Linked DNA regions of Homo sapiens: all the other regions are linked to region 1. The links are chromatin loops, found by intact Hi-C in ENCODE. Cell type or tissue: IMR-90. All regions are shown on one strand. Each heading gives the region's core, and the rest is flanking DNA. Links, peaks and the distances in the headings are about the cores only.

Region 1 (7,557 bases), core at 2,064-6,063:
GGAAAGAATGCAGCCACGATGGAATCTCATAGGCCAAGTTTGAATTCTGGCTTCACCACCTGCCAACTCTACCAATTAACACCATCCTTCAGGATTTTAGTCTTCTCAACTCTCAACTGGCATAACAGTGGCTACTTGAGTAGATCACTGACAAGATGATAAATTATTACATAATTTATATATAAAAATGATTACATGATTTATATATAAATGATTACATAATTTATATATAAAAATTATTACTTGTAAATTTGTCTGAGTTCATTGTAGATTCTGGATATTAGCCCTTTGTCAGATGAGTAGGTTGCGAAAATTTTCTCCCATTTTGTAGGTTGCCTGTTCACTCTGATGGTAGTTTCTTTTGCTGTGCAGAAGCTCTTTAGTTTAATTAGATCCCATTTGTCAATTTTGTCTTTTTGCCATTGCTTTTGGTGTTTTGGACATGAAGTCCTTGCCCATGCCTATGTCCTGAATGGTAATGCCTAGGTTTTCTTCTAGGGTTTTTATGGTTTAAGGTCTAACGTTTAAGTCTTTAATCCATCTTGAATTGATTTTTGTATAAGGTGTAAGGAAGGGATCCAGTTTCAGCTTTCTCCATATGGCTAGCCAGTTTTCCCAGCACCATTTATTAAATAGGGAATCCTTTCCCCATTGCTTGTTTTTCTCAGGTTTGTCAAAGATCAGATAGTTGTAGATATGCGGCGTTATTTCTGAAGGCTCTGTTCTGTTCCATTGTTCTATATCTCTGTTTTGGTACCAGTACCATGCTGTTTTGGTTACTGTAGCCTTGTGGTATAGTTTGAAGTCAGGTAGTGTGATGCCTCCAGCTTTGTTCTTTTGGCTTAGGATTGACTTGGTGATGCGGGCTCTTTTTTGGTTCCATCAAAAAGTGGGCGAAGGACATGAACACACACTTCTCAAAAGAAGACATTTATGCAGCCAAAAAACACATGAAAAAATGTTCATCATCACTGGCCATCAGAGAAATGCAAATCAAAACCACAATGAGATACCATCTCACACCAGTTAGAATGGCAATCATTAAAAAGTCAGGAAACAACAGGTGCTGGAGAGGATGTGGAGAAATAGGAACACTTTTACACTGTTGGTGGGACTGTAAACTAGTTCAACCATTGTGGAAGTCAGTGTGGCGATTCCTCAGGGATCTAGAACTAGAAATACCATTTGACCCAGCCATCCCATTACTGGGTCTATACCCAAAGGACTATAAATCATGCTGCTATAAAGACACATGCACACGTATGTTTATTGTGGCATTATTCACAATAGCAAAGACTTGGAACCAACCCAAATGTCCAACAATGATAGACTGGATTAAGAAAATGTGGCACATATACACCATGGAATACTATGCAGCCATAAAAAATGATGAGTTCATGTCCTTTGTAGGGACATGGATGAAATTGGAAATCATCATTCTCAGTAAACTATCGCAAGAACAAAAAACCAAACACCGCATATTCTCACTCATAGGTGGGAATTGAACAATGAGATCCATGGACACAGGAAGGGGAATATCACACTCTGGGGACTGTTGTGGGGTGGGGGGAGGGGGGAGGATAGCATTGGGAGATATACCTAATGCTAGATGACGAGTTAGTGGGTGCAGCGCACCAACATGGCACATGTATACATATGTAACTAACCTGCACAATGTGTACATGTACCCTAAAACTTAAAGTATAATAAAAATTATTACATGATTTATAAATAAAAATTATTACATAATTTATAAATATATATAAATCTCAGCTATTGCTGTATTTCATTTACTATTTTAACAACAATCCTAGGTGCCAACTATATGCCAACTATTTTGCTAGATGCTACAGGAATACTGAACATGGTCTGTGTCTTTAAGTAGTGTGGAAAATAGCTGTATTCTCTATAAAAGAAAGACAGTAGTATTTTAAAATTAAATTCTGATCAAGTCACTCTTCTGTTTAAACTATTTTGAAGATTCCTATTATTCTTAGGATAAAAACCTGAAATCCTTAGTAGGACAATTATGGATAATGTTGCCCTTGCTTAAAAAACTCAGTCTAATCTCAAGCTACCTTTCGCTCTCTCAATTCCAGCTGCCTGTTTATTTCATATAGAGTGTATTTATGGCTATTTGATTAACGTCTATGTCTCATGACATCTTTGCTCTGTTGGGTCAGAAAGTTTTATCTGTTTTGCTACTCACTACATTCCTAAAGCCTGAGCAAAATTTCTGACAGCCAGGAGGTTGTCAAGAAATAGGCTTTTAATAAAAGGAACAATAAATGACAAGTAAAAGCTACAATGGTAGATAAAGTTATCCCATGCAACAGGAGCACAAAGAGAGAAACAGCAAACTCTGCCTCAGGTAGAGGAAGTAGCCTTTGAATATAGTAGAACAAACAAGCTTAGCTTTAAAGCACACCACAGAAGAGTTATCCAAGCAGAGAAGCTTTTTGTTTGTGCAAAAATCCCAGGAGGTACTAATTGTGCAGACCTCATTCTTCACCTATAAAATGAACTACCTGATACCTATTTAAGAGAGGGAAGTTATGAGTATTGGCTGAGATGCATGATGTAAATATGTCTGCCAAATATATATAAGGTGTTGTGATCAGAATCTACCTGTCTCATAAGCCTGGTTTATATTATGGCATTCTTGAAAATAAAAAATAATTAAATAATAATAGTAATAATAATAGTGACAATAATAATAAAAACAAAAAGTAGTGGGAAAGAAGAAGAGGAGAAGGAGGAAGAAGAGGAAGAGAAGGAGAAGGAGGAGGAAGAGAAAGAGGAGGAGGAGGAGAAGGAGGAGAAGGAAAAGAATAATTTTCTTTGTTTATTTTCTACTATGTACCTAGAACTTGATGTACAGTATTTTAATCCTATAAAAACTTTCATAGTAGCTAGTATTTTCTTCATTTCAATGATAGAGAAACTGACTTCCAGAGGTTTTAAATGTCCTTTCCAAAATCATAGAATAATAAGCAATTTATATAAACAGTGAAATTCTAATATCCTGGCCATCAACAATTATTTATTATGTACCTACAGTGGATCAGTCCATCTTTCTATGCTCTAGAAATGCAACTGTATATAAAAAGATAGATATTCTGCCTTCATGAAGCATAGAGTCCACTGGCATAAGCATATTGCAGAGATCCTGATGCTGATTGGTACCACACCATGAGAGGGGCATCTCTTTCCCATACTAAGGGGCATTACTATAGGCAGACAGTGACTCATTTAAGTCTCTATGAATGTCTTGCCACCTCACCTTGATACTAAATATTCTCATATCATGAAGTCAGAGTCATAGGAAAAGGGCAGAATCAGAGGCTAAAATGGCCAATTGGTGAGGTTGTAGCAGAATGACATCTCAGATTCTATTGTCCAGAGCCAGAAAGCAGAAGGGAGCTGGAGTTGGCCCAGACACTTGAGTTCTTGTTCACATCAGTCTGGAATATGTTGATACTCAATAAATATTTGTAAGCTGTCACTGTAAAATTTAGGAGCAGTCATGTGCTGCCAGCACACGAGAGCCCGTTACTTTCCAACTCCACATTCAATAAAATAGATCATGATGAGAGTATTTTTTAAACAGAGAAATCAGCAAATACCATAGATTGGTCCCTGCCCACCACCACCCTGACTTGGTTGGTAAACATTTACCAGCATACCACTGGAGAAAGAGCATCTCTCTCTGAGTCATTGTTTCTCCGTCTTTTCAAGGGGTAGACGATGAAGTGATTTTAAAGCCCCCAGAAAGCTGGATGATATGTTAGAAACAGCAAAGGTCTGGGGCAAGGCATACTTGGATTAAATTATAGATGCTGGCCACACATTGCTCTTGGAACGTTCAGCACGCTATTTGTCTCCCTGAGCCGCAGTTCCCTCCTATGTAGAATGAGGCTATTCACTTCTGCATGATTAGATTTTTCTAGGTGTTAAATATCAACATGGAAAACATGGAAAAATATAGACTCTAATAAGTGTTAGACTCCCCTTATTCCTATCATCTTCACAAATTATAAATAAAAGAATGAGCAAATACATAAATTTTCATTTTTTTCAGAGTTTGTATACCCCTCTTTTGCTTGATTACTTTTAGTTTTTTTGGTGTTATATAATAAATACCCATGATTTACTGCTATTATTATTTATTATCATTATCATTATTATTGTATGCTCTAAATTCCTACTCTATAATGGTAATATTTTTAAAGAATCTTCAAAACATAACTATCTGTAGCCAATTTCCTTTGGAAGGGACAAATAAATATGCATTATTCAGCAGCTACTTGGTAGCAGGCATTGTGCTGGCATGTTACATATTTGGCTCATTAAGCCTTCCAAAAGATAAGAGCGGAGTCTACATCTCAGAGAGAAAACGTTTTCTTTGGACATCATCAGAAGCCCACTTATACCACCAGGGAGCAGTAAAGAGCCACTGTTCAGGATTTTGAAAACTCCAAATCCCCACTACCAGATCACAGCAGTTCTCTTTGGACACAACATAATGGTAAATATTAAGTCTTGGCTGGCCCACCAGTCAGATGAGGGTCAGTGTTGAGGGAAAGGGCCTGTGAGCTAGACCAGCATGTCTGATTTTAGGTACGTAATCCATAGGAGCTTCCAGGAGATTAATAAGCAGGGATGTGGTTTTCCAAGTGATCACGGAGATAATACATTCCTTCCACTGCTTTTTGGAGAAAATGAAACTGAGCCCCAGAGATGGACAAAGACTTATCAAAGCTAGCTTAGTAGGTTGGCAGCAGAGCTAGAGCCAGAACCTGTACACAGTGTCTTCACACTGATACCTGTTGATAAGTAGGCACATACGTTCTGAAATATTCTGATATCACCATTATCCTGTATTGCCAAGGAAGAGACTGTTACCTTTTTTAATGGAAGGTGTTTCCATCCTGGGATTCCCAAGGGGTCTTTGCACATAGTACTTCCACTGGTATTGTTATTAGACAATCTTGAGTTTATTGCTGCTTTATAAAAGATAGCCAGGAACATAGGTAATTACATGTAAGAGAGCTTATCAAAGACAAACTTCAGCATCTTTTTCAGAAATATAATTTTGGTGACCACAGATAAAAGACCTTTTTCATTTTGAACATGGTGCCCAGAAAGGACTCTAGGAGGAGATCCATGCACTCATTCAGTCTTCTTTCTTTAGTGAAATAATAAATAAATCACTAGAGTGCAACTCCGCAGCAGGTTCTAGCTTAGAAACTGTGCATGGATAGAATTAAGGTGTAATGCCTTAATGGTTATAGGTAAGATGTAATTCCCACTCTCAACAAATCTGCTGTCTAATAGCACATATTAGCAAGAAATGGTGCAATTGCATTATAGAATCGTGAAATTGATTGTGGTGGGATATATGCCAGTGATTAAATTTTGTTTTTCCTTCTGTTCTCAACAAGACACATGCCAGGAAACCATTTTTGATTCATCAAGAGCAGTCTCTCCTAGAACTGGGGAAAAAGAGAATAGGGTACTTTGCAAATCTGAACATACATGTAGATATTTTGAAATCCCATGATGAGCCTCTACTGGAAAGATAAATCACTCTTTTGTCACTGAGGTTAGAGTTCCATAAAAGAAAACTGAGGAACTAAGGACACATCTCTTGGAAGGATGAGACTGTCACCCCATTATATAAGGGAAGGGCAGTCTGATCCTTTGTGCATGAAAAATCTGCCTGCCCCCTTAAGTCAATTCCCAGGAAGGAAAGGGCACAGGGATTCTAGGCTGGTGATATAGCAGACGTAGTCACTTCCTTGACCAGAATTCTTGGGTCTAGCAGATAACTTGGCTACATACCTGAGAGAGCTGAGTATGAGGATTTTCAAATAGAGAACTCCACATTGGGGACCTCTTTGCCTGGCTCAGCTAAGAATATATAAGCATGTTCTCCCTTGAAGAACCACGGCAGGTGGCATGACAATTGGACAAGTGAGGTCTTGTGGCAAGATGAGCCGTATGGCCTGTCAGAGCAGAGATTAGCAGTTTCTAAAGGGACAGATTTGGCAGCTGAAAGCAATGAGAGAAATGCTCTTATCTGACACCCCTCCTCTTGCTTTATCTTAGAGGTTGGGGATTTCATAAGCTCATGTTGTGTTTATTGTTGTTGCGATGGTTGTTCTGCTTGTTCATTTTTAACAGTTTTTTTTTTCTGTTGAGAGAGTACTCCAAAAATTTAACACTGTACAATAATGAAGTCATAGGATGGAGTGATGTATGCAGTCATGAAGCATCTGGGGACCTGAGAGATCAACTGGAAACATCCAACAAATGTGACTCTATTTTCACTCTGAGTTCAAGGGGTTGTTTGTAGAGGTTAAAGCAATATTGGAATTGTAGATTGCTGTGGGTACAAAGAAAAGAGATCTCACTGATGGCTGCACCAAAATCAGAAAAGGCTTCCCAGAAGAGGGAGGGCTGAGAACAGGTGAACTCCGGACAACCATCAAAAGAGGAAATCTGGGCAATGGAAACATGTGCAAGGCAGAGATGGCTGAATTCTTAGCTGAGTGTTTTGCATTTGCCTTGTATCTGTGTGGGGATGTGGGGAATCAACTTACAGAATATACAAGGAATCATTTCGTTTTGTTTCTTCATTTTTAGCATATCAAATTTGGAATTCCACATGACCAGAGCATCGGGTTCATGAGTAGAATGAACAGAGAAGAGGCCAGCAGCCATGCTTACTGGGTTAGAGAGTCATAGGTTATCTTCCAGGCCATGGGAAACTCTGTTAGAGAAAGAATCTCTTGGCTTCTGAAGAATAAAACCTCCTAGTTTGTGGGCCATAGAGTGATATCTCTATCTCAAGCTAGAGACCTAAAAGGAGAGAGGAGATAAATAAGTACATAGTCCTTTCCCAGTCACTGTTCATTTGGTCTTTGTATTAGTCCATTCTCATGCTGCTATGAAGACATACCCAAGACTGGCTAATTTATAAAGGAAAGAGGTTTAATTGACTCACAGTTCCACATGGCTGGGGAGGCCTCAGGAAACTTACAATCATGGTGGAAGGAGAAGCAAACACGTCCTTCTTCACACAGCAGCAGGAAAGAGAAGTGCAGATGAAATGAAGGAAAGCCCCTTATAAAACCATCAGATCTCATGAGAATTCACTGAGTATCATGAGAACAGCATGGGGGGACTGCCCTGTAATCTAATCACTTGCCACGAGGCCCCCCACCATGACACGTGGGTATTATGGTAACTACAATTCAAGATGAGACTTGGGTGGGGCACAGCAAAACCGTAGCAGTCTTCATAACTACGAAGTAGGATAGGCAGGGCTGTTCTTTGATTGATGGGTGATGAGGATCAGGGCACAAGATGCCTGTTGGAGAGGTCAGAAACCTAACTTGCACCAGCACCTTCAGGTGAGAAAAGCAAATTGCACTCTTAAATGCTTTCTATCATTTCTCTTTCTTCCACCCTGTTGCTTCTTTAGCCAAATTTGGCTGCAGAATCTGGCTTCAAGTGATTCATTTCTATGATCTGATCCTTAATTTTAACAAT
Region 2 (7,557 bases), core at 2,352-6,351, 320 kb after region 1:
ATTTCCCCGACATTTGCATATATGTGGTTTGCTTAGCACTGATGGTTTGAGAAATAATTTTAGCTGGTGCATGGAAAAATACATTTCCATTTTAATGAGTATGTATGAATAGTATGTGCATCCAAATATCCAGGCATATCAGAGTTGTGGTTTTGTGAAACTAATTGTTTAGGATGAAGCTACTTTTACTGGAGTCTATTTAAAGAAAAATATTCAGAAATTGAAACATTAAAAAGACAGGTTTGGAAAAAGTTGTTAAGAATGAGTGAAATGTGGGAAACTCTGTTCTGGGCCAGACTGCTCTCTGTGTTTTATAACGAATGGCTGCAGGCTACAGGAAGCAAGATTTCTCAGAAAGCCTTAGTCAATGTGTCGGTCACCTCCCCTGGTATTTGCCAGCTCCTGCTGACACCACCATCCCCTAGCTGAAAGTCCCTGCAGCTAGAAATCTAGAAAGAAGCCCTTCTCCTAATCTCATTAGCCAAGTCTTGGTGATTTTAGTTCTTCAGCAGCCATTCCTCCCCAGTGTCCTGATTGCCCCTAATGCTTACATTCACATTCCCCACAACATTCTCACAACAGCATTCTCACATTCTCACAACAGCATCTTAACTGGCCTTCCTAACTCTAATCTCACAAGCTATCCTGGAAAATCCCCAGACAGCCATGTTACTTTCTGTGGTAGGCTGAAATGTCCTCCATCAAAGCCCAAATTCTAATCCCCAGAACTTGCAAATTTGTTACTTTACATGGCAAAAGGGACTTTGCCAATGTAATTAAATTAAGGATCTTGAGATGGGGAGATAGTCCTGGACTATCTGGGACAAAAGTTCTTGTGAGAGAGACACAGTAGAGTCAGGCAGACACGAAGATGTGGCAACGGAAGCAGAATTCGGAATATGCTTGGCCACCAGCCAGGGAATATGGAGAACCTCTAGAAGCTGAGAAAGGTACGGCTTCCCCAAAACCAGAGGAATGCAATCTGCCTACCATGTTACACATCTGATCTCCAGAACTGTGAGTCTGTGTTGTTTCAGACCACTAAGTTTCATGTTGTGCGGCAGCAATAGAAAATGAATGCACTCTCCTGTCCAAAGCCCCTCTTTTTTCTTGCCCAAAATCCAGCTTCTTAATCATTAAGTCACTCTTCACAATGGAGCCTCCCAACTTTCCAGCCTTATTTCTTGACCTCCAACCCCAAAATTAATATCAATAGCTAATATTTATTTTGTACTTAACTATATGCCAAACACTAAACCAAAATGTGTATATATATATAAAACATATATATTACATATATTTGTTAACTCATTAAATTCTGACAATAACATACAAGATAGGAATTATTATTGTCCTCCTTCTTACAGATGAGGAAACTTGAAAAAGGTACACAACTTACTTAAGGTCCAGAATTAATAGTAGTAAGGGAAAGATGTAAATTCATACCAGTTTGATTTCAGCATCTCTGTTATTAAACAGTATGTTATATCTCAACCTTGGAGTTTTCAGACAACATCCCTACTCTTTCGTATTCCTAGAAACACTGTAGAGAAGAATGAAGCCATGATATAGAATCAAGAGAAACTGAGTAAAATAGAGGAGTAGGGACTCTGAAGAAGAGGGGCTTTAGGAATATTAGAAGCAAAGTGAGATGGCTCAAAGCTGATGAGGACTGGGTGAGCCAACATTAGACATATGCTGGATTATTTCCTTTATAGGGCCCTGGACATACTTGTTGGGCCAGGAGAAAAATATTAAAGGGGAGGTATGGAGGTAGACATAGCCAGCTGAGCACGCTTAGTGCCCAAGAATAAATTTTTCTATCATCAAGTCCATTCTTCTGCCTCCATTTTTTAGGGATACTCAGTAAGACTGGTGTGACTTTCCCCATGTTACTTGAAAATGAACAGCTTAAGGAAGAGGGAAAAGTAAACCAAGAGCCAGAGGATGCCATATGGTGTGGTGATGATCAGGACTAACTCACAAACCAGACAACCTGGGATTAGTACCAGAGCTGAGTTTTTCATTCCCATTTTTCTTGGTTCTAAAACTCATGTTCTTATCCTAATTCCATGAATATTTAACAGACAAAACATGTTAACTCAGCTAACCAGAATGAAATGGATAGAAACTTCCTCTTACCTATCTTAGCTCTATAGAAAATCAGAATAAAAAATCTGATCTGGCTATTTGAGGACACAAGAATGATGAGCAGAGTTTTAAGTCTGTGAAGGATACAGTCCAAACCAGGTTCATATCGTGGTTCACTCTGCATATCTAAACAAGTTTACCCAACCTTGGGTATGACTCATTTGCTGAAGGAGACATATATCTACCTCTGACTCAATAGAAAAGAAGTAACTCTAAGACAGTAATTTCCTTAATTGGGCAAAGCCTAGGTCATTTGAAAGGGAAAGCATTCCCCAGCCTCATGGTTATCACCAGCCTCAGTCTCATATCTTCAGTGTCTTCCCTATATCTTTGTCCATCTTCCACAGAGTTATTAAAGTGATCTCTTTAATATGAAAATACTTACTGATAACTTGCCTCAATATCCATCCTTCAGTTCTAGCAGAAAACCACAAAGCCTGATTTTTTATATGGGCTCTTGACCATCCAGAGCAAAGACTGTATTTCCCAACCTTTAATGCAGCTGAGTGTAGACATGTAACTAAGTTCTGATGTATAAGATAAAAGCAGAAGTGTCTTGTGCAAGCTTCTGAGGACCTTCCTTAAAAGAACACTGGTACCTCTGTGTAACTCTCTTCTTATTTACCATTGTTTCCACCTTGTTGCCCTGATTATAGGTTTAGAATGTGAGTCTGAAGGTCACATACGGGGATGGTTGAAAAAATATTGAATTCCTAAACAGCCATCATATTAATCCTCGACTATGTAACGCCAGACTTTTAGATGAAAAACAAACTCCTACTGTTTTTAGGCCAGTATTAATTTAGAGTTTCACATTACTAACAATCAAATCCAATCCTAAACAATACGTCCATCATGCGTTTTTTGTTTAAAACCAATCCATGGTTTCCAATTGCCCTCAGAGAACAATTCTAACTCCCTTAGTAAAACCTATAAGGTCCTTGTAACCTGTATATTTAATATCATCTTTTTAGCTTCCCTGCTTATATTTTAACAAATTAACAATACCTAATGACCTGTATTTCCCTAAGTATTCCACAATTCCATAATTTGTTCTGTTTTCACTTCTCTAAACAGACTGTCAACTTCTGCTTTGAATTCCATCCTCACCTATTTGATAGAAAAGTGTCACCTCTTCTGACAAACCATCTCTTACCCTTTAGACAAACTGATGCACTCCTTTTACTCTATTCCAATTATACCTGATCAATCATCCATTTAACAATTGCTTCAACATAAATGAGGGGTTTGTTTGTATTTCCAACTCCACCACTACACTGTTTTCTTAATAGAATAATGTCATGCTCAACTTTGAAACCACATATACTGCCAGACACATAATAAATGCTCAATAAATTCTTTTAAGTGAATAAATAATATTAATCATGCAGCCATCTTATATTGTCAATCAGATGCCTCAGTATAACTTCGTTGATTCTTTAAACTATGTCTTTGGAACTTGTCTTGATGTGAATTCAGGCTGTGCCATCTAAAAGCTGTGTCCTTAGGCAACCCTCTTTCCATTTCTGAGTATCAGCTTCTTCTTCTTTAAAATAGAAGACCTACTTCATGGTACGTTAGGGCTATTAATGCAATTAAGTACATAGAACATCTAGGCTAACCTAATATTAACCCACAATCAATGGCATCATCATTTTTATCCTTTAGGAAAGTTCACATGGCTTAGAAAAGTCAATCCAAAACTGCCAGGATTTAAAACATAAGAGATGCAAGGACTCCACATGAAGAAGCTCAAGGGAAAGCCAGTGTCATAGGCAGCCTTACATAATGGAATGAGTACTGGCCTGGGCATTCTGATCTGTGATTAAACCCTGAGGGAATCACTAGAGTGCTATGAGATCATGAGGAAGTCACTTCTACCCCCAAACCTTAGTGCCCCCATGTGTACAGGGTTGAAAGTGTCCAGATGATATTGAACCAGTATCTATCCTAACTCTGAGCTGCACTTCCTTTGGCCCCGCTTCACCACTTTCATCTCATTAAACCACACAAATTTTGCCCTTAGATGGACTGCTCTGACCAAACTCCCCACAGCCTCTACTCACCCACTGTCCTATGGGAAGCAGGGTGAGTTCATTGCACCTTCAGATTTTAGCCTGATGATGCATGTTTGTGTAGAGTTGGTGATTGGTTTCATATGGCCAAAGGATCCGGCAGCTGGGGACATCTGTTTACACTTAGCACACAGACAAATTTTCCACAGTCAGGAGTCAGTGTGCTCCTGACCTGACTGTGGAAAGCAGGGCTCAGTCCCTCTGGGCTGTGTAAGTGGGAGCTTTAGACTTGTGCCCTGGACTCACATGTCAGGAAGAATAACCTAGATATGAAACATTTGAAGTAAGAAGCAGATCTCTGGTGTCTCTATGGATACAGATAAATTGCCTATGGAAATGGGGCACAGTTGGACAGGAAGCAACATATTACACTGATGAGGATGATTAAGGAAGATCCTAAAGGATGCTTTGTTCCCAGAAGGAAGTCCATGCTGCAGGAACATTGACCCACATAGAAAAGGATGACTGTCTCAGAAATAGCTTCAGAGTATGGCTTATGCTAATAATGGAAAGAAACTACTCATTCTGCATAATACTGCCCTATAGACCCATATTTTTGCTTCACTCCAGTAGACAACATGCATAGGTGAAGGAGCACTGGTCTTGAAATTATTGGACCCAGGTCCCACTGCCAAGTCTTTCATTCACCCTGTGTGTCCTTGGACAATTCCTGCTGCTTCTCTGAGCAACAGCTACCTTGTCCCAAAAAGAATGTCACATGGGATCATATTAGATTCTCCATGCAAATGTTTTGTCTAAAATGAAATAGTCTCCAGATGTCAGGAGCTGTTGTTACTATCCAAGGAATATCTCAAGATCATAAAGATAAAGTGAATGTATTTAATTTTTCTAACCAGAATAGAAATTATTTTGCAGATCCTCTAAGAGATGGCTGTCCATTTTCTACATCAGCATCTCATCTTCAGGGGTAGGTGGCCACAGCCTTACAGAAAAGTTAGTTCTGTTCTCCCTGGTGGTCGTAAATTCCTGTCAAAGTTCTCCTCTTTCCCTCATGGGAGAGCTGCCAGTCTGCTTTCTCTTCTCTGGAGCCAGGAGAACAAATGTGCTTCCTCTTTCACAGGAAGTACCTGCTGATATGTGGAAACTGCAATAGGAGAGAAAAGGCATAGACTTTGTCTGCCTTTAGTCCTAGGATCACATCCTGCTTTTCTACTCTGCATCTGTGTGACCCTGAGATTGTTGAGTAAACACAGTTAACCTCAGTGTTCCCAACTGTAAAGGGGGATAATAAAACAGACACAGTGTGGGGATGGTAAGGATTTAGTGAAATGAGGCATAAAGAGCCTGCGACCATGCCTAGCTAAGAGCAGATCTTCAGTAGATGATAACTACTAAGACATTGCTCTATTGTCTTTACTGACTTACTTTTGTGGTTATTACTGACATTCCTTATATTTAACAACATGGTTCGGTAAATGTTCAAATGGGCCCAAACACAGCTTGGTTTGGATCATTAGCAAACCAATACCTTGAACATTTACTAAGCTTCTTCTCTGTCTCAGGCACTACACCAGGCACCGCTGGGGATTCAAAACAGAAGTGTTCCCTTCATGAATGAGAAACAGTGTCATGCAATGGCCATGTTTCCAAAGTAATTGATATATAATAAAAATTTTCACATAGCTTGGAAATATAATGGAGACCTTTTCATGATTGAAGAGTTTTTTTTCCTTTTCTTTCAAAATTATCTGCAAGGTTTCATGTTGAGGTCATTCATTGGACCTACAAAAGGTCCATGAAAGGGATGCTTACACCTTAAGGACCAACATACAAAGAATTAAGTGGCTTCTCACACTCCAGATCATTTACTCTTGGCCTCACTCTTGTGCCATAATTATTGCAAAAAATTGCCATAGAATTCTACTCACCCCATAGGAGCCCAATGGAACTTCCATCATCTTAGTGAGACACCTTCAATTTAAATTACATACATGGTTCCTCAGAGCTACTAGCATCAAATCCAAGTTCATTATAGTGTCCCCCAGGCCTCTCATAACTCTATCCCAAATACTCTGAGTCTCTCACTCTTGGCCATTCTTTCCTTTTCTATACCTACCCCACTGCCTGACCAAACATGTAGTCTGGACTCCAGTCGTGCCAATTTACTGCAATTCCCTGAGTGAATCTTGCTCTTCCACCCCTTTGTGCCTCTGCCCAGGCTTGTACAATTCCCTCTTCCTGGAAAACCTCTTTCTTCCTTCTGTGCCTGCACAACCTCCACACATTCTTCTCTAGGATGAACATAATCATCAGCGTTTCTGAGAAACTGTTACCAGGTGCTCTAATCCAATTTGGGATCATTACCCCCAATCCCAAAACATCTAACCCTTGCCACCATCCTACACTTACCCTACTTTAAAAAACATAATTCTCTATTTCCTCATCTGTGGCTGTGCTGTGAGCTTTTTGGGAACAGAGGGCATGCCTGATTCATCTTTGTGACATTCACAGAGCTCCATAAAAGCCTCTTGGATGCATGGACAGAAGCCTGGATAGACAGATGCATGAGTAGGTTCCAGACCCATAAGCCAAGGACACGACATCTCTCTTCTTGGAATAATAATTGCATAAGACCCAATAAATCACCTAGTACTCTTTGAAATATCTTGGCCCTAGTCATCAGGAAGCCCAAAATGGTTGGAGTTAGCCTGTGAATTGCCCAATTCACTTTATACTCATTAAAACAGAAACAATCAATGATACCTTTTAATTTTTATTCATGTCTAGACATTCCAAAAACTCAACATGACAAGGGGTTCTTTTCCACTTACCTTATGCTACAATAGCTAATCCTAGCCATATTCAAAATTCTGCTCTATGTTAATTCTTTTCAAGCAACTAAAATTCTGTTAGGGAAAAAAGAAAAAAGAAGGAATATAATGCACAGAGAGAGGAATATGGCTTAATCTTCAGTCTTTTATGGGAATATAATGCAGTTTCTCAGACCCAAAGGTAACTAAACTCCAACATTCAGTCTTCCCATGACTTTTTATTGGCTGTTGCTGAACTCATCAATTTTTCCTCAATCTTTTGTGGGGGTCAGATCTTAACCATGCCTAAATACTTTTCTGTTGAAAATGTCATAATTATTTCTCCAGGTATAACTGATTTTTGGTGTGTAGACACCAAAGACTCATGTCTCAAACACACACAAACTTCTGTCTGGTTGGGTTCTCTATTTTTATGAACACCGCCTCCATGGCTCTCTAAACCCCACAAAACTTTATTAACCTGAAGCCTCCAAATCCTCTTTGTTTATACAACTTAGGCTGACCTTTTCTTGCTCTTTCTGGTCTGGGAAAGGATTTGA
Region 3 (7,557 bases), core at 2,352-6,351, 410 kb after region 1:
ATCCAACCCAGCTGTGGAAAATCAAAGAAAGAAATTCAATTTGCATTGATTTCAAAGCTATATATTCCCTCTGTGACCTGTATTAAGCCCAAGATGGTTTGAGCCATTTGTATTCATCACCTCAGCCTGAGCTCAGACCGGTAAACATGATCAAAACTGCCTCCGAGCCCTCTGTTGGAAATATACAACTCCACATCTTCTAATTTAGCTTGGGCAATGCTAGTTTTTTAAACTTTTCCTCTTTCCCTTCAACCTCCGAAGAGGCAGCCTTTTGAATATTTTAACAAGACAGCACCAGGTGGCTTCAACTCCCCTCTCCCTGCTGCCAGCCCCTGCAAAGCCCAGAAGTGCTTCAGATAGAAGCTGGGTTCCGTGCTTTCATAAACACAATATAGCTATGCAGAGATTGAGCTTTTTGTTGGGATTTGGGGGGTGGGGGGCGGGGAAGGGAACTACATCATTTAGCATCAAAAAACTCTACATAGGGCATCCCAGCTTACTAAGCACTTTGTCTTACACCCTCTTACTTGGTCTTCATACCAATTTTGAAAGGTACTCAAGGTACAGATTTTTATCTCAGTTTTATAAAACAGGAAACCAGATGAATCCCAAGAAGAAGAGGAGGAGCTTCAGAGAGGGGACATGCTTTTCTCAAGGTAATTCACATTGTAAGCAGTTGGGCCAAATAGAACCCAAGACTGTGTGCTAATATCATATATTTTCCATTATGCAGCCAATTAGTTGATCAGTCAATCATTTCATAGGAACATTAATCAACCTCCAAGTGCTTTGGGTCTGTACAGGTGAAAAGCACAGTCCTTGGCCTCAAGGAGTCCTCACAGACCAGCTGGGCAAATGAATGAGTAAATTGATGATAACAATTAAGGTCTCTAATCATTTCATAAAAGTCACTTCAAGAATGCCTTTATTGCTTACCTCCAAAATCTGTGACAGGTCGTATGCTATTCTAAACACTATGATATGTAGGAATGATATTCAAAATAATTAACAAATAACATGACATAGGCAGCAGCCATCAACAGATGCTGGCAACAAAGAGAACTGCTGACAAACAGATGGAAAGGCACAGTGTCTACCCTCAGGTGTCCATGATCTAGCAGGGTAAACAGGCAAGAGAAATAAAATGTGCAACATACTAAAAGTTAAAAAATGGTGGTGTAGATGAGCATGAAGGAGAGGCCCTTCTCTCTGGATGTGAGGGTCATAAAACTTTGTTAGAAGAAGCACTATGAAGGAACTCTTGAAAAAAATAATAAAGGAATTTGTCATGGCAATAAGACAGGGTTCTTCCTAGGGAAGTGAATGTGCAAAGGCTTGGAGACTTCTAAATTATTTCTTTAAAGATTTTACTTGAGAGTTTTGAGTTGCTATAATCCCTGGGAATTCCCCACTTGCTAACCAGGACCCTGTGTGTCAGCGGGGAAAGCGATTTTCCCAAAGTCACACAGCGAGTTGATGCAGCATCAAGACTTAGACACTCAACCAATGCTCTCCACTCTGCTGTGCTGACCAGGCATGACTTCTTGGTTGATGGCGCAGCTAAATTGCCATAGTCCATCCATCAGAGAAGCTCTCATATGTCTTGCCACACACTCCATATGGTCTTTGAACTTGATTTTGTCCTTTGTTGTCGAAGGAAAAGCAAGAAGAGTTGGAAAAGACCACTCAACAATGATCTGCAAGCAAGTTGGGAAACCTTGACTCTAACAAAATGCATTTAATTAAATGACTGGCCCACTGTGTGGGATCAGAGATCCATCCCGGCTTTGGAAAAGATTTCTGGTAATTATGGAGTCACATGAGACTTTTGGACTGGAGTTAGCACACCAGATGAGATGAATCCCGGGAAGAGGAGGAGGAAGGTTGGGAACAGTGAAGGAGTATGTAATCAGAGTAGGAAGCAGGGGATTCCATGGGGAAGTGGACACTCAGCTTCCTCAGCACTAGTCCTGGCCAAAATTCCACTCATTGTCTGTTCTGTCTGGAAGAAAAAGTATTACATTTAACAGACCTTTAAAGAAATGAGAATGATCTCACCTGAGGCAAACCATGACATTCCTCTGGTCTCTAAACCACAGCCTCCACCAGCAACTCCTGAATAAGAACTGCAAACAAGCAACAACAAAATCAGTCTTTGGCAGGAAGCTCTGTGCAGGGGTGGTGTTTACATGCATTCATTCTACCCTCTCAAGTGGAAAAAAGTGCTTATGCTTCTCAGAAGGATGCAACCATGAGGGATTAGATGCCAAGAGGTATGGCCTCTGCCAAACAGGAGGAAAAATGGTTCTTCATTTCCATAAACTTCCTCTGCTGTAATGTCTAGTGTGGCTTGGTTGCTCAGTTCTGATTGTGACAGTTTTCTTCCTGGAAAGCAGGCATAGTGGCTTCAGACAAGTCATTCTTCCTCTCAGCACCCCACTTTCTGATCTGTGCGATGGAAGCATTGGACACAATAATCCAGTTTCCTTTTCAGGTTCTATGGTTGTAAAAGGAAGAATTTAATTATAAAGCACAACATGTCAAACATTTATTTGTTCCTCCATTACTTCATTCATTCTATAAACATTTACTGAGCTTCTATGATACCCAAGGCTCTATGCCAGGTACAGAAAAAGCAAGTGTGATCACCAGCCTCAGGAAGCCTAGCATCTAGGAGGAAAATCTAGACATGCACATGTGTAATTATACCATGTAGATGCAATGGATGTCCTAATAGAGTTACAAATGCCATAGTGCATAGAAACATCTCTTCCTAGATGGATTTCTTCCATTTAGGAAGCTCCATAGTGAAGTCAGATCAGAAATGGATGATAAATAGATGTGAGGGCATGGAGGTGAGGAGCCTAGGGCATCATCCTAGCATGAACAAAGTTTGGGTATTGTAGAGTACCTGGTGCATATGGACCCATCTACCAGAAACAGAGGCTGCGAACAGTACAGGGATGGAAAACACGTCCTCGTCTGGGCACTCCTTACTCAAATGCCAAAAAGCTTAAGATGCCACATAGCTTTTTGGAGAAAATGCCTTTTACAAGTAGCCTCTCCTAAAAATGCATAAATCATCTCTTCTCTATGTTATCAGAATACACTTATATGATAGTTGTTAACTTAACCCATAATAGTATTCTTGTTTGTCACCTCTGCTAGCCTTTTCCTGCTTTGAGGGCCAGCCTGGTCATATTTGGCTTAGTTTCCCTGTGATTGACCATACCACTTGTGGTAGACACTAATCAACGATTGTAGAATCCTAAAGAACTGGGGAGAGGAGTTCGAGTTTGAGACATTCCCCGAAAAAGCCATATCTATCTAGTTTTCTAGCATGCGCTCTTGTCTTATTTAAAAACTCACATAGAATTATAAATATATTGATTATATGTTCTATACAAATATAGTTTATATACCATATGACATATATTGTACACTATTCTAATATTTTAATCCCTAACCCAAGAGATTAACTCAGTAGGAACCACTCACTGCTGGTTGAGACACAGCTTCATGCTACTGAAATATCCTTTGGCTAAAGCACAGAATTTAAAACTTCCCAAACAACCAACATTTGAATCAGCCAAAATGGATCAAAAGTTCAAATGAGCGGTTTTATGACATGACTATTTATGGGCTTTCTTGCTGTCTGGGAGGGTCACTTTAGCAGAGAATCCTAAAATACTACAGCCAAAGCAACCGTAGGATGACCTAATCGTGTCTTGCTTTTTTTTTCAGATGGGGAAACTGAGGCCCACAGCAACAATAATAACTGTGGGGATGATATCATTTAATATTGAAAATAAGTGGATAATTGAGACCTCCATTATTAGTAGTTAATTTTTAAAAATCAAAGATCTCTCCTAATTAGCTTTATGGAGCAAATAAATATATTTTCCATATTCAAATATGGCTGTGATTTCTACACAAATGGTGTTAACAATCTAATACAGCATAAAACATTGTTTAAATATCATCATACCCTATTCCTAAACAGTAACGTGTAATAGATCTCTGGAGCCCAGTGTTGTAATATAAACACTTCCCAGGTGTATTCCCTTGGTAAAGTTTCATTACTTCTCTAAACGTCAGTTTTCTTGTGTAAAAAAGAGACACTTGTGTCTATCCTACTTACTGGTTACAAGGATATAATAAAAATAGTGAACAAAAATAGTGTTCATAAAGTACCCTGCACAGCACCTGATTATAGACTTAATAAGGGAGGGCTCAATGGTAGTTGCGTTTTGAATTACATTTAATGCTTCATTTTACTTCACTGTCACAAACTACTATGCTCTGCGGCAGGCTCAGAAGTCTCTAGGCACGGGTGAAGTGCTACTTCTCCACTCCCTTAAATGCCCCTGTATGCCCTGAGGATACTCAATGCATGCTAACCACCAAACGAACGGATGACTCAGAGCTTGGAGGAAATCCACGGCAGGCTGGAAAGCAAAGGCGCAGCTTATGGCTCAAGGATTAGGTTGTTACCTTTTTAAATTATTGCTTTTCTTTAAAGAAAGGGCTGTGGGGGACGCCTTTCAGCACTAAGAGAAAACCTCAGAAATCCTTCCCCCTGGAGACCCAGCTGAGAAGACCACACCAGGCACAGGGCATGAACAATGTCAAAAAGCTACTGCCCTGCAGGACACTGGGGCTGGAACAAAGATGCCTCCCAGCAGCTGGGCAAGGCTGGCTCCCACACAAGAAAAGCAGGGCTGATGTGAGCGTCCCGCACGATCCCCACCTGCTGAGACCTAATCCTGGGTTATCTCTCCGCTGGCCCAGAGAAACCTGAAACCCCCCAGGCTTTTGAAGGGCTTTATCTCCTCTTTCCAGGAACTGGGCTCAGTCCCTGTACTCGCTCCGAGGTGCCACTGAGCAGCTGCTGCCCAGAGCCCAGGCGAGCCCTGGTCCCATTTCCAGCTTGACCAAGTACAAGAGGGGAGCCAGGGCTGCGGATCCTACTCCCTCTTGCTCCCCAGGCATCCGTCTCACAATTAGAAAACCCGTGTGGGGAGCAAAGCAAAAATCACATTTCACTAACAGCTACTCGGGGTCGGGGGCGGGCAGGCGGGAATTCCTACTTTCGCCATAAATTGTATGCAAATGGGTTCCTTCCCTGGCCGAGAGCCAGGAGTGAGTGCGTCTTTCATGAGCTAACCCTGTTCCGCTGGGAGGGCTGTTCCTTTAATTCGCCAACTGAAAAAGTGGGAAAGGATGTCTGGAGGCGAGGCGTCCCATTACAGAGGAAGGAGCTCGCTATATAAGCCAGCCAAAGTTGGCTGCACCGGCCACAGCCTGCCTACTGTCACCCGCCTCTCCCGCGCGCAGATACACGCCCCCGCCTCCGTGGGCACAAAGGCAGCGCTGCTGGGGAACTCGGGGGAACGCGCACGTGGGAACCGCCGCAGCTCCACACTCCAGGTACTTCTTCCAAGGACCTAGGTCTCTCGCCCATCGGAAAGGTAAGTCTGTTTTGCCCTCATCACTAGAGATCCTTATGATGTAAGGATTGCATTCCTGGTACCAAATGAGTTGTGATTTTATATTATAATTACAAAACATATGGGGTTTTTTTTTCCACCGCTGGAAAAAAAAGGAGTGTGTATTGGTTATATCAGATGCACCTTGACTTTTCTGGTCTTGTAATTTTGTTTGTTTTAACTTTATGAATAGTCAGACTTGGAAGGAACTTTTCGTAAAGTTGTTATCTTCTGCTGTTCTGCAGAGGAAAAGTAAAAATTTTCTCTTCAACTGCTCTCCTACTTCTAGTCTGGCTGATTCACCTGTATATATCTTTTATTTTGAGGGTTAGGGCAGTAGAGTTTTAAGGCAGACTTTGCTCATAGCCTGCCCCTGGGATGGGTTAGAGGGAGTTTGATAGAGGAGTGCAGGGAGAATATAAAAGTTTATATCTAAACAGCACTTACATAAAGTTTACAAAGAGTTTTGTACCCATTCCCTCATTTGGTCCTCAAAATATTCACCCTGGAAATGAGAGCTGGGGGACAGAAGAGAGGAGGTGGCTCCTGGGCCAGATGAATAACTGACAGGCAGCTAGAGAGTGGTGGAGAACAGCTTTACTGGGGTGCCTAGAGCCAGCAGCGTCCCACATGTCTCTAGAATCACCTCCTCCTCCTCACCTCTCATCACAGAAAGATCTGAGCAACAACATCCCCCAGGTATGGGAACCCTGCTGCCCCTGGTGTACTTTGGAAAGAACACAGGGGTTCTTCTCACCCATCAGTGTTGTAAGAGGAATAAGAGCTTAGGTTTGAAGCCAGAGGTGTTTGGTATTCTCCCCACCACCATACATATGACCCTGAGAAAGATACATCACTTCCTTAATCCTCAGTTTTCACATCTCTAAAATGGGGACAATAGCGTCTGCTGTCGTTTTGAGGAGAAAATGAGGTATAGAAAGATCAGCAATGACTGCTTAATAACTGGAAGTTTGGATAATCATTGTCATTGCCAAAAACTGCCATCACTCTGGAAGTTAAAAGAGGCATTGAGCCAGTCTTGGATTGTTTCTTGTGTGTTGTTCCTCAGCCCGCCCCCAGCCCCCGCTTTTTATCTCACCCAATCTGAGGGTGTCTCACTAGGCTGGCAGGTCTGAGACTTGGCTGTATTTTACAAGCAGGAGGTTGTGTTGGCACAGGTTGGAGAAAAGGTAGTAGCCCGGGGCTGGAAGTTAATGTCAAATTTTGATTCCAGAATGTCAGGAGGTTTTGAGTTTAGGCATCTGCAGATTCTAAAGCTGACAGCTATGAAGTACGATGCTGTTGGAAACTCTTTGGAAAAGCTTTCTGTCCGGAGGGAGGGCAGGACAGGGAGCACCACTTGAAGAATGAATGCCTCTTTTTCATGTTTTTGTAGACTTTTTCCCCCATTTTTACAGAGCTTTCCCATATGTGTTTTAGAAAGGAAAACTACTATCCATCCCAGCCAGGCAAGCCCAATTCAGGACTGAAGAAGATTTATTCAGTCCTAGACAACCAAGTGAAGAGTTTCTGGCTTTGTGCGCATACAAGTCATTTGCAGGAGATGTAAGTCAGCGTGCTTTGGCCCTTGCATTTCAGGAAGGTGACTGCTTTGTGGGGAAGAAAAAGGTGCACAATATGAGTATTCTCTGGTTTGCTCAAACAGGGTAAATTGGACAAGGATTGAAAGGGATGTTGCCAAGCTCTACAGTCATTAAATATTTTTTTCCTCTATGCTTTGTTTTAAAAACCTAGCTTCTCTATTTTATCCCACACTAACCTCCTCCTTCCCCACTCTAAGAAGTGACTAACGTTTCAGCCCTCAACTTTGTCATTCATATAATGGAGATGACAAACTATGTCTCACAGGGCTCTTGCAACATTCAAATGAGGTAATATATGGCAAACACTTGGCATAGTACCTTCCACATATTAAGGGTTCAATAAATGGAAACTTTTCTTAGTTTCTCTGTTTATCATTTTACAAGGACTTGTCCAAGATTAATATTCTAAGATCATGATTTTTAAACTTATTTTTAATGATGAAAATATTCATTACATGAATTTA

What was found. Peaks named below come from ENCODE experiments on the same cell type or tissue, not always from the same donor. Only the 100,000 strongest peaks of a DNase experiment are listed, where the experiment ranks them.
Region 2: a loop joins it to region 1, with 7 times the contacts of the local background. A loop is called at or near these places in 5 of 110 quality-filtered maps.
Region 3: a loop joins it to region 1, with 4 times the contacts of the local background. A loop is called at or near these places in 8 of 110 quality-filtered maps.

The regions. Positions count from the first base shown.
Region 1 is chr9:115,521,544-115,529,100 of GRCh38, reverse strand. No RefSeq gene overlaps it. Among named protein-coding and RNA genes, the nearest start is that of DELEC1, 380 kb to the right of the region's middle. In IMR-90, for the core only: a CTCF peak has its summit at 4,438 (motif pointing right); a DNase peak (open chromatin) is centred at 4,450.
Region 2 is chr9:115,200,118-115,207,674 of GRCh38, reverse strand. All of the region lies in intron 1 of DELEC1 (deleted in esophageal cancer 1), which reads right to left. Among named protein-coding and RNA genes, the nearest start is that of DELEC1, 62 kb to the right of the region's middle. In IMR-90, for the core only: a CTCF peak has its summit at 4,046 (motif pointing left); a DNase peak (open chromatin) is centred at 4,264; H3K27ac peaks cover 2,124 bases.
Region 3 is chr9:115,115,896-115,123,452 of GRCh38, reverse strand. TNC (tenascin C) reads left to right here and starts at 5,296. Exons shown (of 28, transcript NM_002160.4): 1 at 5,296-5,471. LOC124902255 (a long non-coding RNA gene) reads right to left here. Exons shown (of 3, transcript XR_007061746.1): 3 at 909-2,497. It overlaps LOC101928748 (a long non-coding RNA gene), which reads left to right. Exons shown (of 6, transcript NR_110950.1): 5 at 581-656; 6 at 3,745-3,914. RefSeq lists an enhancer at 4,198-5,017. In IMR-90, for the core only: no CTCF peak of the experiment used is centred there; DNase peaks (open chromatin) are centred at 4,412 and 5,182; H3K4me3 peaks cover 1,974 bases; H3K27ac peaks cover 2,042 bases.